Linked DNA regions of Mus musculus: region 2 is linked to region 1. The links are chromatin loops, found by intact Hi-C in ENCODE. Cell type or tissue: heart. All regions are shown on one strand. Links, peaks and the distances in the headings refer to the core of each region. The heading gives the core; the rest is flanking DNA. Region 1 has its middle 98 kb from the start of 1700028M03Rik. Region 2 overlaps Dchs2 (dachsous cadherin related 2).

What was found. Hi-C counts contacts between places; a loop is a spot of excess contacts. Peaks named below come from ENCODE experiments on the same cell type or tissue, not always from the same donor. Only the 100,000 strongest peaks of a DNase experiment are listed, where the experiment ranks them.
Region 2: it touches region 1 in a loop (2.6-fold over the local background); 3 of 42 quality-filtered maps call a loop at or near these places.

Annotation. Positions count from the first base shown.
Region 1 is chr3:83,467,613-83,484,514 of GRCm38, reverse strand. No RefSeq gene overlaps it. Among named protein-coding and RNA genes, the nearest start is that of 1700028M03Rik, 98 kb to the left of the region's middle. In heart, for the core only: a CTCF peak has its summit at 8,843; no DNase peak of the experiment used is centred there.
Region 2 is chr3:83,281,759-83,294,899 of GRCm38, reverse strand. Dchs2 (dachsous cadherin related 2) reads right to left here. Exons shown (of 20, transcript NM_001357165.2): 9 at 12,616-13,141; 10 at 9,457-9,696. Among named protein-coding and RNA genes, the nearest start is that of Gm10710, 160 kb to the right of the region's middle. In heart, for the core only: a CTCF peak has its summit at 7,865; no DNase peak of the experiment used is centred there; H3K4me3 peaks cover 420 bases; H3K27ac peaks cover 220 bases; H3K27me3 peaks cover 351 bases.

The DNA of each region.
Region 1 (16,902 bases), core at 4,382-12,381:
TTTGTGTGAGGCCCCCCCACAGCCTTCAGAATGACAATCTGCAGGAGGCAAGAAGACATTCAACAGGACTGAGCAGTCGATATTGCTTCCAACTTTGGGAGTCTGACCCTGAGTGTTTTATTTTAGGCACATTACAATTTGATGAAAACTTTTCTGGTGCTAATTAACTCAGTCCTGTGTATACGATAAACCATACATAAATCTCTTTGAGGAACAAAGTAGGCTAAATGAAGACTAGACGTGACTACATCAAACTCTCTGTATAGTACATGTGACACCTTCTATAGATTGCTTGAGAAACACAAGCCTGTGGCATGGGTCTGGGAGAGGCTTCTGGCCACACACTGCAATGATTGTCAGGCTAAAGTGCATGTCTACTTCCAGCCTTCTGAGCAGATAACAGGTACTGCCTCCCTCCCCTTGAAGGAATTACCTTGTGTGATAACATTCTAGGTTCCTCCAGTGCTTCTGTGAGAGCGAGGACCTCCATGTCTACCATAAGTCAGTGTTGATATTTCACTGTATATATGTTCCACAATTTATTCTACAAGTCCTTTTGGTAGAATTTAGATTGTTCCAAGCTCATTTTAAATTATAAATAACAAGGAAACAGAAAACTTAAAAATATTTACTGGTAGCCTCTCCATCATTTGTGGCAGAGCATTATAAAGACTATTGATTCTCAGCTGGTGCAGACATGAATCAAGCCTTTCTGAGTTTGAAATAGTAACAATAGCCTTCAAAGACAGGAAGAGGTTGTGATGTTTACATTCCGGAAATGCTCAAGAGACTACAGGGTTGGTGATGATGGTCACACGTGAGAAATCCAGTTGTTGTTTTTTTCAATCATGGCCATATAATAACATAACAGAATCACAGCAGTCTTTATTATAGAAAGTTCAGGCATCGCTTGCTCAATGCCTGGCAGGGTAGCCATTCTGCCTGGGCTAATTTGGAATCTTGTCATTTCTAAGTGCCAGCCCAAGGCCAGGGATGCTCCTACAGAACGTTCCTGAGCTAGAAAGGGGCCCTGGCTTTGGGGTCAGATTTCTATTCTCAGGCGTGTTGCTCTGACCTATAAAAAGAAAATGAACGGTAATTATTTCATAGGCTTGTGATTATAAATTTGAACACAGTTCTATAAAAAGCGACTTATGATCTTTAAAGCATGAATATAATTCATCCTCATCTCTATTCTCACACTAATAAAATAATAGCATTTCATGTGCCTTTATTTAGTTAGACATTGTAAGTGCCCTCTGCCATTGAGGGAAGAGTAAGTGGTGACATTGTCTTCTCAGTGAGTCTCTGTTATGTTTGTCATACAGTGACCGTTCGACCCAGAGTGGAGAGGCATGTGCTAGGGAGATGTGAAAGCATGCGCACCTGCCTTTGTGTCATTAGTAGTCCCTGCAATGCCAACCTCAAGGAGACAGGATATGGTAAATTTGGAACCATAAGCAAGAGTGCTGTAAGGGAAGAGTGTCATTTCCTCTGGAATAGAAATAGCAACATAGGTTCAGACAAGATGACTTTCCTTTAAAACGCTATCATTTTGCCTGGAAGAAGATGACCTAGACAGCAAGTCACCATACCTTCCTCACACTATAAAACCTGGCAGAGAGGTCGGGATGACCTGAAGCCCTTTTAGTGAAAGAGTCCCTGCTTTACTACTGTTTATTACATAAACTCATGAGTTGAAATCTGATTTTGTGTGTGTGTGTGTGTGTGTGTGTGTGGTTGTGTGTGTGTGTAATGTGCATGTTTAAGTGTGTCTGTATGTGATGTTGATGTGTGAATGTGTGTGCATATGTTTTTGTAATGGGTACATGTGAGTTCATGTATATGATGTGTATGCTTGATTGTATGTATGTATGTATAATGTTGGTGTGGGGGGTGTGGGTGTGTGTATGAAAGAGAGAGAGAGAGGGAGAGGGAGAGGGAGGGAGAGGGAGAGAGAGAGACTGGGCTTATGGAGGTCAGAATTTCAGGAGGTGGTTCTCTCGTGGTTTTATTAGATAATTCCCAAAGCTGCTTTCTCTGCTAAATTCAAATCAGTTTCTTGACAGTCTTCAGGAAGTCTGAAACATAGTGTGGCCTCATTCCTCTGCCTCATGTAGGCTTCAGCATTCCTCAGCCTGTAGTACTGGGCACTAAAGCCTAATCACCAAAGCACACAGCAAGTACATAGTTAATACAACCCAGTCAAGTCTGAGAAAGTGAACAGCAGTCAATGTGGCTGAAGGAAGGTACTGGCTTCCTGACCTCTACTAGGTAACTTCCTTCCACTGGGCCCAGCTCTTGAAGGCTTGACCACCTCTGTGGCTGTTTATCAATTCTCTGTGGTTACAAGGGTTAACACTTGAGCCTTTAGCTGACACTTCTGAACCACAACACTCTGTTTTCCAGTCTAAACAAATGACATCTTCCTCTCATCATTAATATTGCAACCAGGCACCTGGACCCTTGGAGGCATTCAGAGACTGAACCACCAAACAAAGAGCATACATGGATTGGACCAAGGCCCCCACAAATAGGCAGCAGACGTGCAGCTCGGGCTTCATGTGGGTCCCCCAACAACTGGTGTGGAAGCTGTCTCTCAGGCAGTTGCTGGTCTGTGGAATCTGTTCCTCTCATTGGACAGCTTTGTCTGGCCATAGTGGGAGAGGATGCACCTAGTCCTGCAGAGACTTGATGTGCCAGGGTAAGGGATACCTAGGTGACTTCTACCCTCTCAGAGGAACAGGAAATGGCAAGGGGAGGGGCTGTGAGGGGGAATAGGGAGGAGGGAGGGGGAGCCATCAGGATGCAAAGTGAATGAATAAATTAAGTGATGAAAAAAATATTGCAAGCAGGATGTTCTAGCCCTCCTATGCTTGCTTATGAGTTCCAGTCTCTTGAGCAATTTCATGTCCCTTCTAATTTCCCAGCTAGTCTGGGTACCTAACCTCTCCCACAAGTGATCTTGGTGTCTGCTGTGACTGTGGCTTTCAGGACTCTTCTCTAGATCCCTGCTCTTTGCCAGGATGAGCTGTCCTCCTTCCCTGGCCGCTGTTTTTATTTGTCCCAGTGGTGCTATTCTGGTTTGACAATTACTTGGATAATGAAAAATGAGATGTACTTACTAGTAATAAAGATTGTTTCATTTTTAGACAGTTTAAAACATGAAAATAATCTTGCATATTTATCTGAAATGCATGGTCTTCTATTTCTCACACATATTTCTCCCTCTGTCTTTAGAAACAATTTACAACAGATTTCCTTTCTCTCTGCAACATAGAGCATAGACTGTATGTATGTACAGTGAAATGAGTGCCAATTTAAAAAGAGACTCCAGAGGAATCCCTTGCCTTTTCTGCCATTTGAGGACATCAGGAATGTCTTGGTATAAAGATGGAAGCAGGCCTTCACTAGATAACAATTTTACTGTCACTTTGTTGTGAGCTACTACGTTATCCGAAGAGTGAGAAATGAACACAGCTTGAGACACACCTTACATTAACAATAATAAACCCTGTTAAAATAGCCCAACTTCACCTTTGAGTGTGACCAGTCAAGGTTGGCTATGTGGTGGTTGAGGACTGGGAAGGGCTGGGAGGCATCCTGAGGTGGATCGGGCAAACTGGGGCAATGGAGAGGTTTGGTAGACTTCTGTGAAAAGACAGTCAAGCATTAGTAGGATATAAAATAACAATAAGAGAAACATCTCAGAGATGGGTAAGACTTAGAGGCTTCCCAGGAAAGAGGTAAAAGAGTCAAGGAAAAACTAGAGAAAAAATACATGTCTAGAAGAAATCTGTTGCCCCGGTTCTAGGAGTCCCAGTAGGTCAAAGGAATGTATTTGGTAAATATATTTACCTGTCCTGCCATTGCAGGAAGTTCTCTAGGGTGAGACTTAGGCTTGCTTGTCCATGCTTTTCTTTCTCCGATTTTCTATGGTTATGCCCAAGTCTTTAATGTTTGCAGGGAACACTGCTATGTGAACACTGTGATTCTGTAGGGCGGGGCTAGTCCTGGGCCCCCTAGTCCCTCACTGTGGCTTGGAGGCTTAAGGCCAACTCCCTGCATGGGAATAACAGAGAGCTCCCTGGTTTCAATGCTTGTAGCCATCCTTCAACTGACCCTGACCTTTTCATCACAGGGGTGTCTGGCTCTCTGTGACACTGCTCACAGGCTCAGGGAAGGAACCACTAAGCTGCCTTTGGGGACTGACAGACTTGAGGAGGCTCACTAATGTGGGAACTTCTAGTAAGTGCACTCCTAATCCTCCTAGCTGCCTTCTCTTTGTAGTGCTCCCTCCCCCATTTAAAGTTAATCCCAGCACAGTATTAACTGGATCAGGGTGGTAGGGAAATAAACTCATCTGAAGTAACTGGCTCTGACTCAGGATTCCACAGTGAAACTTAGTCAAGGTGTCCCCAGCACTCAGAGGTCATTAGACCACCCGTGGCAGTATTGTTCCTTACACCTAGTTCATTAGCAAGCTCTAAAGGCTCAGTATTCACACTAACATTGCAGTTTGCCCATATTCAGGGCCTTGGCTGTAGGTTTCCTTGCCAAGCAGCCATTGACCTTGCCAATACCATCATCTTCCTTCATTTTCTCTTAGAGTCCTAATCTGAGTACTTCCCACAGAAGCCAGAGAACAGATCATGCTAAGCCCACCAAACCCAAGGTCTTTCCAATGTCCAGAGGTAAAAGCCAGACCCTGTATCCTGCCTGGCCCCTCTTCATTTCTATACACTCAGACTGCCTCTTCACCCTAGCCTGAATATCACAAAAGCCCTCTGTATCATCTTCAGTCAAATCTCTTTATGAAGTTACTTCTCAGCCTGGTTCTTTTTTAGAACGTTAACATACAGCCTGCCCTGCTGGCCATTTCTTAATTGTATTTCCCCATAAGTCCATACAGTTTGTGTATGGTTACTGTTTATTGTTAGGTTGTAGTTTCTTCTGCTGTTACAGTGGAAGTGTTGAAGGTCAGCATCTGTCTGAGTTGTTCATTGCTCTATTCCGCAGGGTTGAATATGCAAGCCAACACTGCCATCATTTCAAGTGCCATCTGACATCGGGTACTTTTTTGGCAAGCTTGTCAGTTGCCAAAATTAGGTTAAAACTAACCCTTGGAGAGAATGTTGCAATCCCAGATGACCAAAGGAGTTTTCATTTAAAAGGAAAGACACGTATTTCTCACAGTTCTAGACATCAAAGTGTAGAAATCAAGATGAAGGCATCTGGCCAGGGTCCTTCATGGTGGAAGAGCTATGGGTGAGCAAGGACAAGCAAGTGAAAATGGGCTGGAGTCAATTCTATAAACACTGTGTGAGTGTGTGTGTGAGTGTGTGTGTGAGTGTGTTAATGTGGGCACAATGGTGCCATCATATGAGTGTGAAGATCAGAGGACAATTGCAGGTATCAATCTTTGTTTTCTATCTTGTTTGAGATAAAGGTCCCTGTCGAGTTTCTTCTCTGTACCCCAGGCTAGCTGCCCAAAGGATTCTGGGCCTTTGCCTGTCTTCACCTTCCATCTTCTGCAGGAGCTTATGTTTACAGATGCCTGCTCCATACTTGTGTATTTTACATGGGTTCTGGGAATTCAAACACAGGTCCCCACAGTTGCACAGGAAGCAGTTTTATCCACTGAGATTTCTTTCCAGCACCTTAGCTGTTTTTAACAAGCATATTCAGGAGATCATTAACCTACCTCCATGGTAATAACAATAACTTGTTCTGTTCATCCATTCTGTTCTCCACTTCGAACCCAGTCTTCTCTTATAAGGTGTCCCTTCTGATTGCAATGATTTGGGGAATACGTTTCTAAAGGATGATCTTTTGAAAGCACATTCAAACCACAGCAAGTGTGAGAGAGAAACATCTTGAAAATTAGTGCAAGTGAAGGAAGACAATGAGGACCCAGCTACAGGGACTTCAGAACTGTGTGGGCAGAACCCAGGGTACCTTATTGGCTATACATGAAGTGGAAAGTTACTGGAGGACCTTGGGTAGAAGAGAAGACCCTCAGGCAGGGACCCAACTGGCAGAGCTAAGGCCCAGAAAGCCCCTTCTTACAATTCAAGGTCTGATGGAGCCCTGCAGACTCCTGGCATGCAGTAGCATAGCATGAGACAGCCAGCAGGGTAGGCTGTATGAGATGGCCAGCTTGGGAGGGTTGGAAGACAAGAGCTGGGAGAGGCTCCAGACAGCCATCCCATAATAGAAAACAACATTTTACTCCTAATTTGCAGAGCAAACTTGATTTTCAATAAAGACCCCTCAACACCGATCAAGATGGGACAGTGTAGCCAGAGGACAGAGCTTTCATGGATTTGCTTTTTAACCTCACTTGCAGTCTCTTCAAAGAAATCTCAAGTACCATCCCAGGAACCCTGAAGAAAGCATCCAGTTGTAGCTGTCTTTGGCTACTGTGTGGGTTCTTTCTTCCACACTTCTCCACCCCCTTTCCCTACCCTTTCAACCCCCTAAAACTAGGTAGGAAAAAAAAAAAGAACCCACAGGGGAAAGGAAAGATCTCTACACAAAATCAGGGGCCAGAAAGTGGGTGACATTATATTAGAATATTTTCTGTTGATTAGAGTTCCTTGGGGGCAAGTTTGGTTTTTCTTTTCAGGATATCCTTCTTCAGGATTCCTTCTTGTTGTTTCTTCTTTGTGCGCAACTACTAATCAAACCATGATGTACAGCAATTAACAACAACCAACAGTCAACCAAACAACAACCTACCCCACCTTTCAGGACCCTAGCATTTTTGCTCCCTCTGAAAAGTCCCCAGAATTCCAAATGTCACACAATCACAGAAACTATCTGCAGCTAGCAAAATCCTTCCCATGCTAGAGCATTAGGCAAATCACTGTCAGCTGCTGTGAAGCAGTCCTATAGCCCCATATCTGGGATTAAGGGATTAAAGCTGAACACATTGTTATAATATTTCTGTGTTTTTTTTTTTTAAAGAAACCAAAATCCCCAAATTGTCATTACATCCAGTCATATGAGATAAAGAGTGTATTATGTGAGTGTATTATGGGGGGGGGGGTGTTAGGTGAACCACAGTTGAGACAGTCCAGAGATTCCATCCACAGGTGAAAAAGGACTGGAAGTAGCTGGGAACAGGCAGCTTCCAGTACTGCTGCAGGAATGGTGCTTCTGGGTAACTGGATTTATGGTCCTGGGGCAGGAAGAATGTCTCTCTAGCATTTAGTGTTGTGCTTAAAGGCAAGAAAGTGACTGGGAGGTGGGCAGTGAGTGAGATGTAAAGTAAATTAGTAAAATAAATAAATAAATAAAAGCTAGAAAAGGAAAAAATAAACACAAGAAAGGTTCTTTGCTTTCTGTATTTTATTAAAAGTTTAGTGTGAGCTTTCTTTTTCATAAAGCACAAAAACAAGAAAGACTTTCTCTTTCCTTCAGTGTTTCTGACCCGAAGGGATCTTTCAGACAACTCATCTAAGTCTAGAAGAAACAAGGACTCTTTTCAGCCTAACTTAATACCAATAATATATGGGTTTAAATCCATGTCACATGTGTCAACATGGTGTGAACAGAGACTTTGAAACTGTGATGATGATCTAAGAGGATCCAACAGTTCTAAGAGGTCTGAGTTCAGGGGAGTTCCCAAGTATCCGAAGGAAAGCAACAATTTCTGGAACCCAAGTTACCTTCCTCCCTCTTTGCTTTTGAGTGTGTCTCAGAAATGATAAATAAAATAAAGCAGCAAGTACAAAAATTTTCAAAACTCTCAAATCCTCCAACTTGTGACCTTTTGCAATCAATGTCATATATGTGAATTTCTTTATTCTATAGAAGTCAGTAACAAAACGTATGATTGGTAAACACAGATAAATGTCTAATACCATTACTGACTACATGAACACAAATCAAACTATAATTATGTACTACCTTACACACCCTAAATCAGATGTAGACAAGACAGTAGTAAACACAATCAGAAATTATAGATATAAAACCATCATAAGTTAGGTGACAGGAATATATCATGTTAAATCGACTTTGGAAATCATTTAGCAGTTACTTATAGTGTTAAAAAGAATTGCCACATGGTCTATTACTAAGTATATGCCAAAGAGAAATAAAACATCCATCTCCTTATAATTGTGCACAGGACTGATTTATGGGAGTATTTGCAATAGTGCTGTGAAATTGAAGACCACTCTAAGCTGATTAATAGATAAAGAAAGTGTGCTATGTCCTTTCTGTGCTAAATTACTCTGACACGTAAAGGACTGAAGCACTAGTGAATGTACGATATGAATGCATCTTGAAAATATTGCGCTAAGTGAAAGAAGCCAGTCCCCTCCATGCCCACCAAAATCCCACACACACTGCTCAATCCCATTAATAAGAACTATCTAGAATATAAAAATCCATGTCAAAGGAAGTCCATTTGTGGTTGGCGAGGACGATGCAAGGGGGAAGTCAAGAGGGAACTGGATGAGACTATTGGTACTGATAAGCTTGAGCTTCCTTTAGAGAAATAAAAATATGTGAATTTTAATGACAGTGACAGCTGCACACATCTGTGAAAGACAGTTCAAAATAAGAGGAATGCAAGCAGAGTGAAAACAGAACTGTCTGTCTCTTGTCTAGGCCCTCATATACTGCACAGGAGAGAGATTTCTCAGAACAATGGCAACTGGATTCTAAAACCACCAGATGAATTTAACAAATGGCTGAGCCGTTTTCTATCAATGATAAACACACTTAAGGTTATCGTTCTAAGTTTGGAAATCTCAGCTCACACGTGATGATTTACTTCTTCCTGCTTCTTCTTGGTTGCTTGACAGTAAGATAAATACAGCACGCTCCCATCCGACCTATAGATGGCAAACATGTATCACTGTAGTTCTTAAAGCCAGGCTAAATGGGTAAAAGGAAAAGGTCAGATCCACTAAACATCTGTATGCTCAGGCATCTCATGCATGGTGCTCCTGCTCTCTGTAAGCTGCTTTCTCTTCATTTGTTGCAAAGATTAATTGATATAATCAATCATGAGAGTTTGCCAATCAAATGTAAGAAGGTAAAGACAGTTTTACAGTATTTGTGGAGTACATCTGGGGTCTGGATCATTGTAAAGGAGACTTGACCCACTGCACATGATTCATGGAAGAAGCTGCATCATACCACCTAGGGAAACATAAGTACAAAGTTTGAATCACTCTCTTCATACTACCTTCTAACCTACTGCTTTGATAAATGCACCCACCATCTACCTAAAGGACCTGGTACTGTAAGTGTGGTCAAAATCTCGAGAAGTCATAGACCGTAGGGGAGAAGTTATAGTGATACTGTTTTCTTTTGTATTTTGTATTTTGTTTGTTTGTTTTCTGAAACAGGGTTTTTGTACAGCCATAAACGTCTTAGAATTCTTCCTATAGACCAGGCTGGCCTGGAACTCAGAGACCCATTTACCTCTGCCTTCTGAGTGCTGAGATTAAAGACTTGTTTCCTAAATGCCATGTTGTCAAACTGCCTTCTAAATATCTATGTTTACTTGTTTCCACAGATATGCGCTTCTCCCAACCTTGGTCATGGAAGCTTCTTACTACAGGGGCAATAATGGTTAGCACAGAGAGACATCATGCAAGCTCATGGCATGGAAGAAAAGCTATCTCCTGCCTACACGAGAGAAAGACCAGTGAGACTGATGGCAAACAGATCCTTTGCTATGAGAGCAGCATCCCATTAGGTGGCTGAGGACATGGAGAGGCCAATCTGGACCCAGCTGATGTGAATACACTGAAGACATGGGCTGACACGTAAGCGAGATAAGAGCATATTTGTCAACTGAAAGCTCAGCATGGGGATTAGCCCAAGAGGGTAGCCACATAATGAGTGACTTTGGAAAATAGTAAAACTAGGGCTTTGCAATAGAGAGTTTGAAAGAGGAGGACAGGCAGGCCAGCCGTCAACACTGGCTAGACCACATCTGGTTATTGTGTTCAGCCTGTGACTCACATTTTGAGAAAGTGGAACATATTGTTTTGCCTGATAGTGTTGATTGAAGTTAGGCCAATTGATCCCAAGTCTCTCCTCATGCTGTGGTTTAGTAACTAACTCCTGATACTCACGAATGCCCCACCTCTGTGTCTGTAACCCTATGCAAGCATCACCTTTCCACTGGTCTGTCTCTATTAAAGAGATGCTGTCCATGTCTTTGCTGTGACAGTGCCAATGGCTCTGGCCTGGGCGCTCCCACAGAATAATATAGTAGGTCTCAGGTCTAGCACATACTCTGCTACACAGCTTAAGTCACATTTTTCTGCACCTCCATTTGTTCATCTATGAAGTGGGGACGAATAAGAGTATTCTCAGATTTCAGGGACAATTAAATGAGACAATGTTGATTGGGAGTTTAGCCCAATATAATGAAAAACCATGAGAATCAGGCCAAAGAAATATTTGTATTGCAAAGTGTGCCTTGTGCTAGTCAAGTAATACCTAGCATGCTTCTTACAATAGCTTCTGCATCCCAGACCTTCTAGAATTAGTCATATCCAGTGGGTAAATAGATCCAGAGAAAAACTTATAGATGGTGAGTCATGGATATACCTTGAACATATCTTGCAATTTGCTAAGACATTTGATTCACAAGATCTGTACTAACTTCTCTAGAGATTGGGGCCACACCATGCTGTCACCATCTGCCTTACAAAATTAGAGACAACAAGAACCTCTTACTGAATAGCCACCTCAAGTCTTGGTATTGATATTTAATACTCATTCTCAATATTTGCAATGGCAGAGGTGAGTTCATAACAGGCCAATGCTGTTCAGTTGGTAGACTTTACACTGTAGCTTAGCAGCTTAATTGAGCAAGATGATTTGTGAATTAGATAACCACATGGACCAGAAAGTTTAAAGGATGTCACTCAAGGATGGGCAGGTTATATTTATAGCTGGAGGAAAGGGTGTGGTGTATAAAATCAGATGTGAAGTAGAGACTTCCAGTTGGCCAGAGCTCCTGTCTATCTTATCTGAACCTAGTCTGGATAGCTGGCCACTTCAGCTACTGGTTAGTAGAGTAGGTTGCAGTCTGTCTACAGGGACAGACTAGTTGCAGCTTCAGTGTTTGCAGCCAGGTTTTTCTGGTGAAAGTCTAGATGGACTGTGGCCATCCCAGCAAACTGTCTTCCACTGAGAAGAGGACCATAGAAGTGGCTCAGTGAGTCTGCTCTGTCCTCATGATACTAACATGAACCTTGGACTTAGGTAGAAGAACTGGGGCAGAAGACAAGGGTGCACAACTCAGCCATCTGGCGAGTGTGTGCTCTGGGTGATCCTCATCTGCTTCCATAAGACAGTCTGAAGAAATAAATAGCTGGAGGGGATTAATCTAGTTTGATCAAGATGCTCAGGTCTGCTCCAGTGCAGCATTGCTTTCATAGACAATTTCATTGTATTATCCATGCTCTGTCCTGTGGGGAGAACATGAATGCTTCTAGCATCTCAAGAGGAAAATGGAAGACAAGGCCTCATCTTTTCTGACAGGATGTGTAGCAGAGAAACTAGGCTTTGCTCACTCTTTTAGTCATCGTGTAGTCCTGAGGAAAGAGTCTATGCTTTTCAACAATATCAGCTCCTAAGTGCCTGTTTCAATATGGACAAAGATGCTGACCAATGTAACATACAGACCCACCAGGATTGTTTCACCCAAACTTTCTACTTTAACAGTTTTGACTAGAGTGCTAAAATGTCAAGGGCTTTCCTGACTTCTAATTGGCTGACAGGTTATGGGTGTATCATGCTGGGCCTTGGGTGTCCTTTCTTTATACACTGTGGAAATGGACTGAGTATGGGTCACTCTAGACACTGCTGTGATTTGGTTGACCACTGTACACCTGGTTCAAAGTTAAAGGGCCTGTGGGTTACCAGAATACCAAAGAACTGATGGAGAAGTAGCATTTTGGTGAACTGAATCTAAGTGCATTACAAACACATGGCTTGAATGCTCCTTGAAATAAACATAGGTTTAAGAAAAAATGGAGAAGGAAACAAATATTTTGGCAGCACACTTTTTTTTTTGAACCCCAAATATTTGAAATCTGTTCAGGCAATCTTGCTCAATTCAGAATGCCATTTAACTCCCACGTGGTAATGGCGATTACGCACATAAACAGGGAGATTCAGCATCTTTCTCTTGCTGGAGCATTCCATAGACCAACAGCAAGACTTTTAGGAAACAGTTTCTGAAATCCTCAAGAAGTGGAGGTTTAGATTCATTTATTTTTACTTCTGTGGTGTTGGGTCTAACCCTGGGCCTCATGCTTGACCACAAAGCTACATCTCAAACTCCAAAGGACATTTTCCATTCTTGACAGTTCTAAGGGATTAGACCCAGGACCTCCCATGTGTGAAGCCATACCCCTATCTCACTCTTTCAGTTTGAGACAAGAGCTCATTAAGTTGCCCTGAGTTCACTTTGTAGCCCAGGTGCACCTTGGTCTTGCTTTCTTCATTCTCAGCCTCTGGAGTAGCTGGAGACATGAAAGGTAGGAATAATTAATGTGTGGCTTAAATGATGACCGGTGGAGGAGTCCGTCTGTGTGTGTGTGTGTGTGTGTGTGTGTGTGTGTGTGTGTGTGTGTGTGTGTGTGTGTTTGTGTGTGTGTGTGTAGGCCAGGGGTTAACCTCACTTGTTACTTTGCAGGAGCACTCTCCACCTTGCCTTTTGAAACAATATAACTCCTTAGGTCAGCTAGAATGGCTGGTCAGCAAATTATCAGGGTTCTACCTGCTTGCACTTCCTCTGTCCTGGAATTACATGACACCACACCCAAATTTTCTTTTTTTTTATTTAAATATTTTTTATTACGTATTTTCCTCAATTACATTTCCAATGCTATCCCAAAAGTCCCCCATACCCACCCACCCCCACTCCCCTACCCACCCACTCCCCCTTTTTGGCCCTGGCGTTCCCCTGTACTGGGGCATATAAAGTTTGCGTGTCCAATGAGCCTCTCTTTCCAGTGATGGCCGACTAGGCATCTTTTGATACATATAGAGCTAGAGTCAAGAGCTCCGGGGTACTGGTTAGTTCATAATGTTGTTGCACCTACAGGGTTGCAGATCTCTTTAGCTCCTCGGATACTTTCTCTAGTGGGACTGAATTTAGGTCTTTGTACCTATGGGGTAGATACTTCACTAATTGAGCTGTCTTCCCAGCACCAAGCTCCTAACTTTTTAATTTAATAATTAGGGACATGGTTAGGACTCAAAACCTCAGAAGCTATATTAGTTTTAAAGATGAACAATAATGAAAATATCTTAATCAATTTTATAATCTCAATCTTATGTACAAAGGACAGTCAGGTTTCTAATTAGATATAGCAAGTGTGGAGGCCACTGAGGGAGACCCCTCTCTCCGAATGACCAGCTTGTAAAATCAAGATTGAAAATGGCAGGTCTCTGATACCTGGTCAGAAGAAACGGGATCTGCCACATCTCCATTCCTGAGTAGAAACAAAGAGTTTGGAACAGCTTGAAGAATTATTTACAGGAAAGTATCTAAACCACATAAGATCTCTATGCTTCTGAAAGCTTCCTGGTAAAGAATAAGGACATGTTCCTTTCTCTGAAAGCTAAATCCGAATGGCCTGCCAATCACCTGCGCAGGAAGACCCCCTTCAGGAAGTTGTCTGCATCAGACAGCAACTGTCCACTTTCCTCCTCTAAGAACTTTGTAATAAACTGTCCATGCCTCACACAACTGTGTATGTCTCACCCAAGAACATAAGGGGTAGGCAGCAGGGAGTGCAGAGTGAGATCCCAATAACAAGACTGAACTTGAAGGCAACGTTGCTTGGAAGGCTGGGCGCTGAGACCAATGAGTGCACCCATCTACTATAAGCCAGACCTTCACTTTGACCAGCAGACTGAGACACTGAGCCCTGCCTTGAGCTCCCTGCCAACTGATCCCAGTGTCCAGTGCCAACTAGGGTTCCTCACCTGCGCTTCCACACCAGCTTCAGGTTTGGAAACTCTGTGACAGTCTGATCCTAGTCATCACAGAGACCTGCAGCTGCCCTCAATCTGCCTCGCCACTGCCACTATTTCTTTACCTCCCTGGGAACTGATTTCCAACAAGCAGCACTGGCTGTCAGCTTGACTATGAGCTAATAGCCAAGGTGTCTGCTGACAAGGCCCTTGGCATTTGCATTTTAACAGGGGGTTGTTACAAGAATTGAGACCCTAAGAAATGGAGTTATAACTGTAAAACACTAGGAAGCAGGATATTTAGAGCAGGAAACCCTCTCCTTATGTGGCTACACCTGTTGGCTAATCTAGCCCATGCCTTTCTTCTGTAGAATGGAACCTTTCTCTTCATCCTATTTAGCATAAGGGGAAATGGCAACACTCCACAGCAGAATCCAGAGCCCCTGGCATTCTTTTTGATTTGGTTTGGTTTGGTTTGGTTTGGTTTTGGTTTTGGTTTTTTCGAGACAGGGTTTCTCTGTATTTCTCTGGCTGTCCTGGATTTTACTCTGTAGACCAGGCTGGCCTCAAACTCAGAAATCTGCCTGCCCTCCCAAGTGTTGGGATTAAAGGGGTGCGCCAACACTGCCCAGCCGCCCCTGGCATTCTGATTGTTAGACTTTTTAACAGGTAATGTCTAACGAATCAGAGAGTAAGTCACATGTCTACGAAACATCTGGCCTATGTGCTCATGATCCAGGTACCTGCAAGTTCTGACCTCTAGGGACTCACTCACTGTTGACTAGAAGAAGTGAATCTCACTGATGGGAGGGAGTAAAAGAAGGAAGCACACAATGGCAGAAACAGATGGACATACTTGTTTATCTCCGCAAAACACCAGAATTTCTTGACTAATAGTGCTCACAAGCTACCTTGGTGTCTGGCTGAAATTTTCTGAGTCAATTCCCCTTCATAGTTAACTATTGGCTGTGAGGAGCCGCCCTTGCAATCACCATTACAAGATGGCGCTGATATCCGGTGTTCTAACTGGTAAACAAGTAGTCTGCGCATGTGCTAGGGTATTTTTCCATGCCTTGTGCCCTGCCTGTCCCATGACGTTATCTGGGCTAATGGTGAGCAGCTAATCAGGAGCTGACACGTCTCCAACCGCTCTTTGTGGGTTATAAAAGGACCGAGTTTCCTGTGTTCTGGGCCTCCTCCCCCAGAAGCTAATGATCTTTCTCTTGAGATGCATTAAAGCTATGCTGCAGAAGAACCCGTGTGTGTCCTGTGTGTGTGTCCTTGCTGGCGAGACTCCATATCATATCACAGACACAATTGGCAAAAATGGGTTGTTTTATTCGAATCTTAGCTACTAATTAATGTTAACTCTTAGGTTACACACTACACGTTGAATAGTAATATAAATCATACACATGTAAATGTATGTGTGTGCACGCTTGCCCACTCCTGTGCATGTATGTGTGCACCTAACAGAATTGCTCAAGGGTTGAAGAGGCCATGGCCAAGTGAAGGAGTCCAAAGAGAAATGAAAGAGGGCAGAACGTGATAGAACCTCAAAGAAAATCTCTGCTAGAGTTAGACAAGCAAATTGTTTCAAAACTGCAGAACCAAGCTGCTGGGTTAGGTGGGCCTGATGGTCAAATTGAGCTGCCAGAAGAGGTGTGGGACCACGGAGGGGATAAAGTACCCAAGGAGGGCAGCATTAGTAATGGAACAAACTGAGCTGAAGACACTGGGGTAGCAGGAGTTTCTGCATGCTAGTCCCTTGACACACTCCAGGACTCAGGTGACAAGTCAGTGGGGGCTACCATCATTGCAGCTTTTGGTATGCACCTCCTTTTAGGGTTCGCCTAAGGTTGTTCCTCAGTCTGCTATGTGCCTGGCATTCTTGATATGATTTTAATGTTGTTCATGTGGTCCTAATTTGCTTTGATAAATGGATAGGTGTCACCCTTTGCTTTGGGGAATGAGCTACTATCAGTCTGTGCTCATGCATGATGCTGGAGAGTTGTTGCTGATTATGTGCACAGCAAGGTATGGAGTTACCCTCCATCCTCAAAATGGAGTGCAAAGACCCTTATAAAAAAAGGTTCTGCTTGGTCAGCATACAGTCTAGGAAAAAAGTAAATAAAACACTGCTTTCCACAACATGGAGTAACTGAGAGCAGGACACAGCCTGCTACCAACAGCTGGGGAGAGTTCATCTGCTCCCAGGTTATCCTGCCCTCTCCACACCGCCACATTCCCCTTGCTCCTTGTCTGCCATGGCCTCCTACCCTAAACATATATTTGGGGGACAAAAGAGATCTATTTTAGTACTTATGAAAACTACAGAGAATTGTGAAGAAAAAGCATAAAACAAAATTGGTCATAATGAAAACAAAATTAAGAGCATTCATTTAATTTTTAATTTAGGCAAGGTTCTGTTTCTAATAAGCTAATGAGCATACATGTGCTTGTGCACATATATACATATATACCTATCATGTTTGTCATATTATAAGAGTTTTCCTATATTGTTAGACAATTTTTAAAATGGTATGTATGGTATTAAAAAGGGAATAATAAAGTGAATTCCTGTGATGAGTTTGGTTTTCATCAAAATGATCTCTTTATTCTCTTTATTAAACTCTCTGATTCAAGGGAACAGAATTGTAAAATTGTATAAATCTTAAGTACAAGTGCTTGTGTGGGACAATCTATAGTTTTCTAGCATCATATATGCTAAAAAAGAAGGTTTGGATATTTTTTAAAGGAATTTTATTGAGTATTTTTGCATTAATATTCATAAGGAAGATTGGTCTGAAGTTCTCTTTCTTTATTGTGTCTTTGTGATGTTTAGGTATCAGTGTAATTGTGGCTCCATAGAACGAATTGTGTAGTGTTCCTTCTGTTTCTATTTTGGGAATAGTTTGAACAGTATTGGTATTA
Region 2 (13,141 bases), core at 4,812-12,811, 190 kb after region 1:
ATTTGCTTGGAAAATTGTTTTCCAGCCTTTCACTCTGAGGTAGTGTCTGTCTTTTTCCCTGAGATGGGTTTCCTGTAAGCAGCAGAATGTTGGGTCCTGTTTGTGTAGCCAGTCTGTTAGTCTATGTCTTTTTATTGGGGAATTGAGTCCATTGATATTAAGAGATATTAAGGAAAAGTAATTGTTGCTTCCTATTATTTTTGTTGTGAGAGTTGGCATTCTGTTCTTGTGGCTGTCTTCTTTTTGGTTTGTTGAATGATTACTTTCTTAGTTGTTCTAGGGCGTGATTTCCGTCCTTGTATTGCTTCTTTTCTGTTATTATCCTTTGAAGGGCTGGATTCATGGAAAGATATTGTGTGAATTTGGTTTTGTCGTGGAATACTTTGGTTTCTCCATCTATGGTAATTGAGAGTTTGGCCGGGTATAGTAGCCTGGGCTGGCATTTGTGTTCTCTTAGTGTCTGTATAACATCTGTCCAGGCTCTTCTGGCTTTCATAGTCTCTGGTGAAAAGTCTGGTGTAATTCTGATAGGCCTTCCTTTATATGTTACTTGACCTTTCTCCCTTACTGCTTTTAATATTCTATCTTTATTTAGTGCATTTGTTGTTCTGATTATTATGTGTCGGGAGGAATTTCTTTTCTGGTCCAGTCTATTTGGAGTTCTGTAGGCTTCTTGTATGATCATGGGCATCTCTTTTTTTATGTTTGGGAAGTTTTCTTCTATTATTTTGTTGAAGATATTAGCTGGCCCTTTAAGTTGAAAATCTTCATTCTCATCAATTCCTATTATCCGTAGGTTTGGTCTTCTCATTGTGTCCTGGATTACCTGGATGTTTTGAGTTAGGATCCTTTTGCATTTTGTATTTTCTTTGACTGTTGTGTCGATGTTCTCTATGGAATCTTCTGCACCTGAGATTCTCTCTTCCATTTCTTGTATTCTGTTGCTGATGCTCGCATCTATGGTTCCAGATCTCTTTCCTAGGGTTTCTATCTCCAGCGTTGCCTCGCTTTGGGTTTTCTTTATTGTGTCTACTTCCCCTTTTAGTTCTAGTATGGTTTTGTTCATTTCCATAACCTGTTTGGATGTGTTTTCCTGTTTTTCTTTAATGATTTCTACCTGTTTGGCTGTGTTTTCCTGCTTTTCTTTAAGGGCCTGTAACTCTTTAGCAGTGCTCTCCTGTAATTCTTTAAGTGACTTATGAAAGTCCTTCTTGATGTCCTCCATCATCATCATGAGAAATGTTTTTAAATCTGGGTCTAGATTTTCGGTTGTGTTGGGGTGCCCAGGACTAGGTGGGGTGGGAGTGCTGCGTTCTGATGATGGTGAGTGGTCTTGATTTCTGTTAGTAGGATTCTTACGTTTGCCTTTCGCCATCTGGTAATCTCTGAAGCTAGCTGTTTTAGTTGTCACTGTTAAGAGCTTGTTCTTCAGGTGACTCTGTTAGCCTCTATGAGCAGACCTGGAGGGTAGCACTCTCCTTAGTTTCAGTGGGCAGAGTATTCTCTGCAGGCAAGCTCTCTTCTTGCAAGGCAGGTACCCAGATATCTGGTGTTCGAACCAGACTCCTGGCAGAAGTTGTGTTCCACTCACTAGAGGTCTTAGGATCACGTGTGGAATCCTGTGTGGGCCCTTGCGGGTGTCAGGCGACTCAGCTGGCAAGGTAGCCCGGGGCTCGAGTGGAGTGGAAGGAGTTTGTGCCCCAGATCAAGCCCGGGTAGCCTGCTTCCCTATGTACTGCAGTCTCAAGTTCCGCGAGATTGGATTGGGGCAGGCGCTGTGTTCCACTCACCAGAGGTCTCAGGGTCCCGTGGGGAGTCCCGTGTGGGCCCTTGCGGGTGTTGGGCAAGACACTGCTGGCAAGGTAGCCCGGGGCTCGAGTCTCAAGTCGAGCGGAAGGGACTTGTGCCCCAGATCAGGCCCGGGTAGCCTGCTTCCCTATGTACCGCAGTCTCAAGTTCCGCGCGATTGGATTGGGGCAGGCGCTGTGTTCCACTCACCGGAGGTCTTAGGGTCCCGTGGGGAGTCCTGTGTGGGCCCTTGCGGGTGTTGGGCAAGACTCTGCTGGCAAGGTAGCCCGGGGCTCGAGTCTCGAGTCGAGCGGAAGGGTGTTCCTAACCATCTTAATGGCAGAAGTGATTCTTCGATTGTTCTGGCTTGGAATTTTCTTGAAGCTTCTAATCTTCCTTCTATATTTTTTCTATCTTCTTAAACTATAGGGATTAAGTCCTTTTCAATATTGCCAAATTTCCTTTAAGGATGTTGCCCATTCTCTGAAGCCCAGGTCAAACCACTGTCACCCCCAGCTATGGTTTCTACTGTGAGTGATGCTTTTCTGGTTTTAAAACCTAGTGGCTATCTTCAGTTTTTACCTATTTTAGCTTCTCCATGATATTATCAATTCCTGACTGATATCTAAAAAGACATAAAGGAACAAGAAAGGAGAAGAAAAACACATAGGAAGAGGAGTAAAAGAAAAAATAATTTTTCCAGTTATTTATTTGTTTTGGTGCTCAGTATGGAATGCAGGGTCTCACAAATGCTAGGCAGACATGCTATGATTGAGATAAAGCCCCTAGTTGTTTCTCTGTGTCATATTCGTCTCCTTGTTTCCAGAGTGAGATGAAAATGGCTTATTCTTGCCATAGTTTAATTAGCATCTTACTCTAATGGATAGAGGTAGAACTGCATACGCATTCATCTAATTTTTCCTAATCACTGACTCCAGGTGACATCAGTACCTTTTTTGAGCTTCAATTATTTGTTTAGTTAATTCTTTTCCTCCCTTTCTTCCTCCTGTCCTCCCTCCCTTCCTTCTATCATTCATTCACTCATTCATTCCTCTTATCCTTCATCTCTCCTCTCATTTCTCCTCCCCCCCACCACCCCATGCTCAATTATCCACGCACATTTATTGCCAGACCTGGAAAAATATTGTTAAGACAACTATTTTGGTCTGCATAGCTCCTTTGTGTGGAATATACAATAAATCTGAGTTATAAAGAGTGATGGGATAGACTCCAGGAGGAAGTAGATTCAGAGAATAGATAGATAGTATGTTCATTGTTTCGATCAGTTAAGCATGCAGCATTCTAAGGGAATGAGCAGGTGATTAAAATGTAGTGCTATGACGACCACGAAGTCTGTCTCCCCACAAGGCTCATAGTACAGTACTCAGGACAGACAAGTAGTCATGCAAGCACAGTTCTACATGATATGATATGATATGATATGATATGATATGATATGATATGATATGATATGTTTGGCTAAGCCCTCTGTAGAACCATGAAGATGAGCAGGAATTAACCAGTAAGAGGAAAGAAAGATACATAAAATCCATACACTTCACCAGCATCTACAGATTCTCTCACAACATAGACCCTGTTATACCTTCAATTCTTCTCACCTCACAGCTCACCCTTGCTATATTCCTGCCCCCCCTTACTTCTTTTCTGCTCTCTGAACATATTTGCTTGCAGACTCAGGAGTTACCATTTCCTTTTGGCTCGTCCCTCACTGTTTTTTAAAACAGTGCTTAAACTACTGTCTCTCAAATCTAAACCTATGCTTGCATGCCCTGACCTATGACAATAGAGTCTAAGACTATAGCTCTCCTTTGCCCAGTGACTTTTTTTTTTTTTTTTTTTTTTTTTTTTTTTTGCCCAGTGACTTCTTATCTTCAAAGACTTGTCACAAAGGGACACTGGAAGGAGGCTGAAAGTCCAAAGCGGTAAGGGCTAGGAATATGGCTCAGCAGATAAGAGCATATGCTGTTCTTGCTATAGACCTGGTTCAGTTCATAGCCACTCACAACCATCTATATCTTCAGTTCAACCAAATGCCCTCTTCTGGCCTTCATGGGCATTGTGCACAGATCACAAATATATATACAACAGGCAAAATATCCATAACAAAATAAAATAAATAAATAATAAGTATTTTTAAAGAGGGGCAGATTGGACTTTTTTCTAATTACATATTGTATAGCAATGCTATTCTGTCCATTTAACATTGCAGATTCTGCAGAATTCTGTCCCTTTAATTCCAGATTCTACACTGTCCCTCCTCTTATTGTCAGTCCTCTGAGTTTCAAAACTTCTCATTTTGAATCTAAGTGGTAGATGCTTCCAGCCTCAGCTCTCTCTCTCTCTCTCTCTCTCCCCTCACCCCAACCTTCATACTTGTGTCCTTGCTCATGCAGCTGTCCAGCAAAATTATTGCAGCATCTAATATTGTTGGCAGAACATAACTGGCAAGAACATTTGTCACAAGGAGAAGGTCCTGCATAGTGTGGGATCTGGCCTCTTTGTCCTGGAATAGAGTGCCAGTGTCTTGTCACAGGAGAGAGAGAATACCAGTAAATCATCACTTGTGTGATAAAACAGATAACCAACCACTTGGGTTGGACTGTGAAGAAGTGATCATTAAAAGTCTCAAAGTGGTTAGGGAACCAAATGTCAGTATAATTTACAGAAAGCAAATGACAAGTTGAAGTTTTAAACTTGGCAGCTTGATTCACAGAAGATTGCCAATCTACTATGATAGCCCTCAAGATCAATGTTCTTGAAGACTTGACCTGCATTGAACGGCAGATACACAACAGAGACAAAGGAATGAAAAAGTCCACTGACACCCACAGCCAGAGCCTGCAGTGTGGTGGGCACCAAGATGGAAATGTAGGTTATAGGGAGATAAGAATCCATATTGACACACACCTTGGAAATATATATAAAACCAATTTAAACTACAAGAGAAAGACCTATGACTCGCAGCAGAATATAACATTGGATTGTGAAGACTTATTAACACTTTCTGTCTACTAGGAATAATACATATTATTCTATTTTCCAATGCCCACACCCTCAGACATTTCTAAAGCCAAAAGAGGACGTGCTTCACTTATTGTTGGGGAGGAGGTAAATAAATAAGTAAATTCATATATTTCAAACAACCTGAAGCCATTTATGACTCGTGAGCCTTGCTTTCTCCATTGAGTGCTTACATTGTATGTCTGGCTACCACAAGAATCTGGGCTAAAAGAAAGCAAAATATACTAAATCCGGGTCTATAGTGTAGAAGGGAGATAGTCAACAAATACAACAAAGTCCGAGTTTAGACCAAAGTTTTAACAAAGACAATCTCAGTGTGAGATAATGACTGGTCCTTACACATTTCCCCCTTTCTCTAAGTGCATTTATAGTTGGAATCCATATAGAGAAAAATCGACATAGTGTGGGTCAACCAAACACCAACAAAAGGTCAACAGGACATTAGTAAGATGTTAGCAGAAGTAGACTAACCCTATACAAAGCATGTTACGTTGTTTCCTCTAGCAACGGCCTCAGATTGAGAAGTTCAAGATCTTACATTCCCAATGGCCTAAATTGAAAGTTTCTGGAATCAGGAAGAGAACAAATAAGACTGGGTGGCGCCAGGATCCTATAGCTTTCTAATGCACCGCTGGGCTGGACTGAACCTAAAACCAGCAAGGGCTGTTGGTAAAGATTCAGAAAGCAGACTGATGAGCAACTACAGCAGAGTTCCTGTGAGCAATCGGTGGATATCTGCAGCAGTAGATGGCCAGAGGAAATACATCTTCATAAAGAAAGTGACATTATGCTTGCCCAGCAGGAGCGATACCATGATCAAGAAGTTGACAATAAAAACTTAATAGTCAGCCCTATTGTCTGCTATTGAGAGAAGATATTTAAAACTGCCATATATTTGAATATTTTAGTATCTAGGGATGGGGATGAAGCTCATGATAGACCACTTGCCTAAGATGTGCCAACCCCTGGTTTCATGCCCAGATAGTGATAACAATGATAATAAAGATAATTTAGCCTCTTGATTTAATGGGCGTGTGTACGACTTCTCTTGAAAAGTGTACACAATGGCTCTTATGAGGAGAACACGGAGTACTCCAGAGTCGGAGAGGCGAGGAATTCCTACTTAATGTCTGCCTTTTGTTCTAAAACTTTTCTCCTACATTTTACATATCTGATGTTAGATGCATATCATGAGAAGTGGTGTCCGAATTAGAGTCAGGGAAGTACTGTGCTTTCCCCTGACTCCAAGACTGGGTTTGAAGGGCACAGCTGTACCTCACACACAGAGAAATTCCTGTCAGGGTACTGCAGTACCTTGCACAAAGAGAAAGTCCTGTCTGGAGACCATATGTAGTTTCTTCAGGATGGCACTGGGTACAGAGGACATTTGCACAGAATAGAAACTCCCATCTTACTGACCAATGCACTGTTTTGCTAAGGTGTCACATTTCACCACTACTGAGCAAGTGCCATAACCCCAAAGCCATCTGCCCTGCGAGGTGCCTCTTCCTCCGGGGAGCCAGAGGCAGCCACAGTCAGCTCTATGCACTAACAATGGAGCTCTTGTTATGGAACCAAATACTGGGAAAATTTTAATACCTCAGTTAAAATCTAGTAGTTGTTTTTTTTTTCTCCTTTTAATACAAGAAAAAAATCCTGCTAGATTTAGAGTGAGTCACACAATATAAACATTCAAATCCCTTTGGACTTCGAATGCCAAACAGCACTGAGTGGTTACGTTTCAAAAATCTGCATTCTAGAATGCCAGAACACATATGCTCAGCTCTCTGGTATTAAGTAACACTATAGTATTTCTTTAATACATACTATAAAGTAAACCATTCATAAATTCCAACCCGATGCCAGTTATGTTAAAATCCCAAGTACGTCATTTAATTCTCATGCATAATCCTGTTCCATTCTTTTAACCCACTAAGTGCAAAAAGAAGAAAAAGAAAAGGAAAGGGGAAAAACACAAAAAGAAAAAAGATCCAGAAGAAATATATTCAAATACACACACACACACACACACACACACACTCATATGTATTTACAAAAACACCTGCTTAATCGCTTAACAGATCTGGCTTCATTAAAAACACAGTAAATACAGTACTTGTATGAAATTCTCCAAAAATATTTTTAAAATTTTTATCAATTTGATAAAAAAAGAAAACAAAAATCTTTCAGTAATCCAAACCATCTCCAAGACATGTAAGATGAGATGAAGTTTGGGGGGGATGTTAAGTTGTACTTTAAACATCCACAAGTGTAAAGCTGCAAAAGTAATAACTGTACATCTGAATTTTCAGTTGTATTTTTGATGTCTATAATGATAAGGTTTCAACTCAAAAGAAAGTAACTACACAGCAAAGAAAGAAAAAAGAAAAAGAGAGGGGGGCGAGGGAGGGAGGGAGGGAGGGAGGAAGGAAGGAAGGAAGGAAAAAGAAAGAAAGAAGGAAAGAAAGAAAGAAAGAAAGAAAGAAAGAAAGAAAGAACGAGAGAGAGAGAAAGAAAGAAAGAAAGAAAGGAAGGAAGGAAGGAAGGAAGGAAGGAAGGAAGGAAGGAAGGAAGGAAGGAAGGAAGGAAGAAAGAAAAAGTAGACAGATTTGCATATGGCAGTCTTGTTAATACTTTCAGAGAGGGGGGTAGAAATTTTTTTTCATCTTTTCAAATATAAAAGAAAAAGAAATGCCTGTATATAGTAGAATCCTGTACAGGCAATAAAATTAACGAAGTGTGGCCAAGGGGGAAAAAAAGATTGCAGGCTGCTAAGCTGCTCATCAGCAGTGTCTTCAGCCTACGCGATCCTTCGGAGGCTCCTGCTGATGGTTACAGCAGCAACCATGGACGAGAACATTGCTGAACTAGGACCACTGTGAAACGGGCAGCTTGAGTGTGTTCCCCATTGTTCCTGTCACCCAAAAGCAAACAGGGATGGAAAAGCGCTAACTTCTAAGCAGGGACCGAGAGCAGCTGTGAGCATGCTCTGTTCTGTCCATGTCCGAGGAAAAGTCTTTGATCACACTGCCCCTCTCTGGTCAAAGAGGGAAAATTACGTTAGCCCTTGAAAAGCGTCCCTAAACATGTTAGACAAATTCACATCAAAGGCTCATCGATGCACAGTGGTGTTTCCCAAGAGATCAGAGCAGCTGAGCAATTTAGAACTTAGTTTGAAAGCTAAAGAAATCTATCGTTTACTCTTCTGATCAACATTTATGGGAGAAACACCACTGAGAGCCCTCTCGGGGTTGTGGAAACGTAAGTGCAAATTTTACAAATGTAAGTTTTAAAGACTGGTTAATTAGATGGTTTGCAATAATTCTGATGGGAAAACTCAGAAAGTGCTGTTAATAGCAAAACCTGAAACACCGAGCTGTCAATTTTATCACGATTTAGTTTAAAATAAAAACGGAATGTCATTAAATCTACTGTGCCTTAGACATCCAAAGAGCCTCAGCGCTGTTCAAGAGCAAGTCGGAGACACTCATGAATTCCCTGCCACCGTAACTGCCCATTTTAGATTTTTGTGTCTCTATTCTGTGTTCATTGTAAAACTAAAAATGGTAGTTGACATTGCTATTGACTGTGCCAGATATTCATACAGTCTTTCTTTCCACACAGTCATGCCTTCATACTTCTAACAGGACGACATATTAAGCACCACAATTGTCTCCATTTTACAGACAAGAAGAACAGAGAGGTTGGTTAGTAACTTCTTCCAAGTTGCACAGCTTTAGGGAGAGATAATTCTGAGATTCAAACTTGGGCTGTGTGACGTGAGCTCATGAGCCCTTGGAGCGAGCCTGTCCTGCACTGAGGAGATGAAGAAGCACTGAGGAGATGAAGAAGCACTGGGGAGATGAAGAAGCACTGAGGAGATGAAGAAGCACTGAGGAGATGAAGAAGCACTGGGGAGATGAAGAAGCACTGGGGAGATGAAGAAGCACTGGGGAGATGAAGAAGCACTGGGGAGATGAAGAAGCACTGGGGAGGTGAAGAAGCACTGAGGAGATGAAGAAGCACTGAAGAGATGAAGAAGCACTGAGGAGATGAAGAAGCACTGAGGAGATGAAGAAGCACTACACTTCTCACGCTCAGTGCATCCAGTGTGCTGAGATAAATGTGGCCACGTGGGTACCTCTGCTTGCTGCATCCTCGTGAAAATCAATAAGTTATGTGTTTATTAGGCAGGTGCCACTCCAGATAATAATAAGGATCAACACAAACAGATGCTAGACAAAAACAAGCACCAGCTACAGCTTTTCGTTTCATGTATGCTTTGAAAATACTTGATATTTGAGGTAAGTGGTAACTCTGTTTCCCCATAGCTATTATTTTTCTTAATTTGTTTACTGTTAGTGTTTATGGGTAAGTACATGCACAGTACACATGCGGTATAGCACATGTGTGGAAGTCTAAAAAGAACACTCCAGAATCATTTATCTTCTATCATGGGTTCCAGAAAGCCAACCCAGGTTACTCGGCTCCCTGGCAGCCATTTTCCTACTGTGTTATCTATGTCTCTCATAGGCTACTCTCTCCCATGAGTACTATTTTATATTAACTATATAACTCTTACATGCTTTTTTTTTAATAGCATCTACTACCTATTTTTCAGATTACCTGAATCCGTGTCTTCAGCTTCAACCCTTGTAACAAACACCCCTGGACTTTGGTTTTCTTTAACTGAAGTTTCATACAGAAGTTGCTTAAATGCTGGTGTCTCATCATTTACATCAAGGACAGTGATTGTCAGAGTCTGGGATGAAGAGCGTGCTGGCATGCCACCATCATGGGCCACGAGGGTCAGGATATGCTGAGTTTTCACTTCATAATCCAAAGGGCAGGCTATCCTCAGCAAGCCTGCTTTGAAAGAGAAGACACAGTGAGCTATGGATGTCATCTTAAGACTGCTTGCTTACTCTACCACAGCTTACATCGCTTTACTCAATTGAAAACTCAGTTCTCTTTGAAAGTGAGTGAATCATAAAAAAAGAGAAAGACATTTATTGAGCCAACTTCATATTCATATATTATCTACAACAGAAAGTTAATGTTCTTAGTCAGAAAGTCAAATTGAGTTGTAAAGACAAATGACAAATTTAAAAGTCTAGCCTATACCTGAGAGGCCTACAGCAAAGTCGTTAGTCTACAGAACATTTCCCTCACCTTCAAAAGCATCTATGATACTAATAACATATAGTCTATGATGCATGACACACTTAGAAGCAAACAAGTTATTAAAATGTGTATATGACTCCATTGTTCAGACATTTGATTTCTGTTAAGGAGTTGGCATCTCTTATACTGACTCTTGGTTACTTGCCACTTGCTTTATTAACAATAAAGGGCAAATAAAATGTTTTGCAACACAGACAATAAACTTCACAAAAAGCCACTTTTCTATCCTACTGTTGAACCACACAACTCCGTGTGTGTACAGTGTTTTACACAGACAGCCATCATAAAATAATAACTGTTGTGTATTTCTTTTAGGATGATTGACTCCCTAATATTTTCTTCAAATAATTAAATATTGAGAAGGACCTTGAAAATAGTTGTTTAATAATTACTCATCATTATATACATTGAGGCTGTAGGAAAACTCACTATGCCATTTATTTTTATTAGAAACATGAGTCTTGTAAGAGGAAAAAACTCCCATCTCATATGGATACATTCTTCAATTATCATTTTGTCTTTGAAAAATACCTCAAGAGAAATAGCCATTGTAATAGCTCAAGATTCATGAGGCCAGCATTACTAAGACACAATTCAAGTTTATTCTTCCTTTTTAAGAGGCTGAAACAGACCTTCCTTGGGCATCTTGGAAAGCATTTAAAGTAGCATTAAATCAGCTCTGAGGAGAGCTTGCAAAGACCATGAGCCTGTGTCTGGAGAATCTCTTGTCAGCTGGGCACTTAGGTGGTGTTCATGTGAGCCTCAGAAGGGAACCATATGTCAGGATCTGAGAAATGTTCTGATAAAATTTCCCAACAGAGTAGAGCCAACTATGCTCACAGCTTCCAAATCTGACACATTGATTCTCATTCCAAATAATGTTCTTCACAGCTGGCCAAATAGTTTACATCTGAGATCCTCCTGCCTTAAGTTCATGTTGAAATCACTATTTTACAGACAATTATATCGTAATCCATAAGTTTCTTAAACATCCTGAAAAATTACATAAAGAGAAGTTCATTTCCAAATTCACGGGGTTGAGATTTTTGTATACCCTTTTATCACATCACATTTTAAAACAAGCATAGTGGGTGGCATCTGACAACACAGTGACAGCAAGACCTCTGAACTGGCAGTGAGTGACATTTGTACAGAGTGAGTGACCCTAGTAAATGCTGATGTAAAAATTAAAATGCTACAACTGATGTAAAAAACAATGTTACTGATGAGCAAAATAATTCAGCCATTAAAACCTGTATGTAATTTTCAGTTACTGATCGATGTTGGCTTACACAATCCAAGGGCACATTTGCACACTAGAACCCTTGCATAATGATCTTGATTTGGCATATGGCCACTTTGCTGTATTTCTAGCAGCATTCACTACTTCAAAGACTCACAGTGGTTGTTCCTGAACCCTTGGACCATGAGATATGAGCTACCTACAAAGCAGTTATCAACAAACTGTTCAATAGAATGTCTGTGCTTTCTCTCTCTCTCTCTGTCTCTCTCTCTCTCTCTCTGTCTCTCTCTCTCTCTCTCTCTCTGTGTGTGTGTGTGTGTGTGTGTGTGTGTTTGTGTGTGTGTGTGTGTTTGCATGTGTGTGTTTGGTGTGCATGATGAGTGTGAGCATATGTGCATGTGTGTGTGTGTGAATGCATGTGTATGAGTGTGAGTGAGTGTGAGTATATGTGTGTACAAATGTGTGTGTGTCACATCTCTCTAGGAAGAATCTGTCACATAACAACTACCATAGTAGCATTATTATAGAGCAATAAACAATAAAGAAGAGTTGGTAGGGAAACAGAGAAGTCCAAACTCTCGCACACTATCGGAAAACATTGTGATAATTCCTCAAAAATATTTTCAAAATTAGTTAAATAATCATAAAGCCCTGTCTTTCCAGAGAAGTTACAGAAGTTTTAAGATGCTTTTAATTATAATTAAAGGACCATACACCCCAGTAACATCATTTCTGGATATTTATGCAAGAGACTAGAGATGAGGGTCTCTGGGAGGCAGTGACAATGTCAAAAGTCTATCAGCAGAAGAGTGGCGACAGAAAATATGGTACATGCAAGCAATGGTCCTTAAACTCCTGAGGGAATTTCGTCATGTGTGATGGCATGTCTGGACTTGGAAGACATTGTGCTGACTGAAATAAGCTAGCCATACAAAGACAAACACTGCGTGATTCCATTTATCTAAGCTATCTAAAATGATCAAATGTATAGGGTTACCAAGAGGAATGGTGTTTGTCTGGATGCATAGAGGAGGAAGTGAGGGAAAAAATGGATTAGATTAAGTAAACAGTGTGACCTTTAGAGCTCTGTTGCACAGCACTGAGTTCACAGTGAAGAATAATATATTCTGGAAGTAAAAACATGTTAGGAGTGTTAAATTTTCTTTCTACAAAGCTGAGCATAGTGGCATCCACATGCAATCCAATTACTCAGGAAGCAGAGACGGGCAGATCAGGAATTCGGTGCCATCCTCAGCTACATTGTGACTTTGAACTCATCCTGAGATATAGGAGAGCTTTTTTCAAACAAAGCATAACAAGACATTTAGCAAAATACAATAATAACTGAAGCACTGTACCTGAGGAGCTGTCTAGCACGAAGACCATGTCCTCATTTCCTGAGAGGATGCTGTAAGCTACTTCTCCATTCATCTCTGCATCTGGATCCTGGGCAGTTATGCGGTGCACCACAGCACCTACTTCAGCATCCTCTCTCACATAGGTGATGGGATAGGACACAAAGGTGGGGCTGTGGTCATTCACATCCAAAATCACCACTTCTGCTACCAGGGTCCTCCATCGCCGATCTGTCACATTCACGGCCTGATCTGATGCCGTGACAGTTAAGATGAACGTTGGAACATTTTCTCGATCCAGGGGAGATGCAGTGACCAATGCACCAGAGGAGGGGTGGATGAGAAATGGGTTCACTCCAACAGAGCTGGATTCTGCAAAGTATTGTATCCTACTGTTCAGAAAACTGCCATCGCCATCTTTGGCATTGAAGACATACACCAGAGTCCCTACAGGGACATTCTCCTCTATGCTTATCACAATGAACTCATCCTGGAAGGATGGAGAATGCTCATTTTGGTCTTCCACATC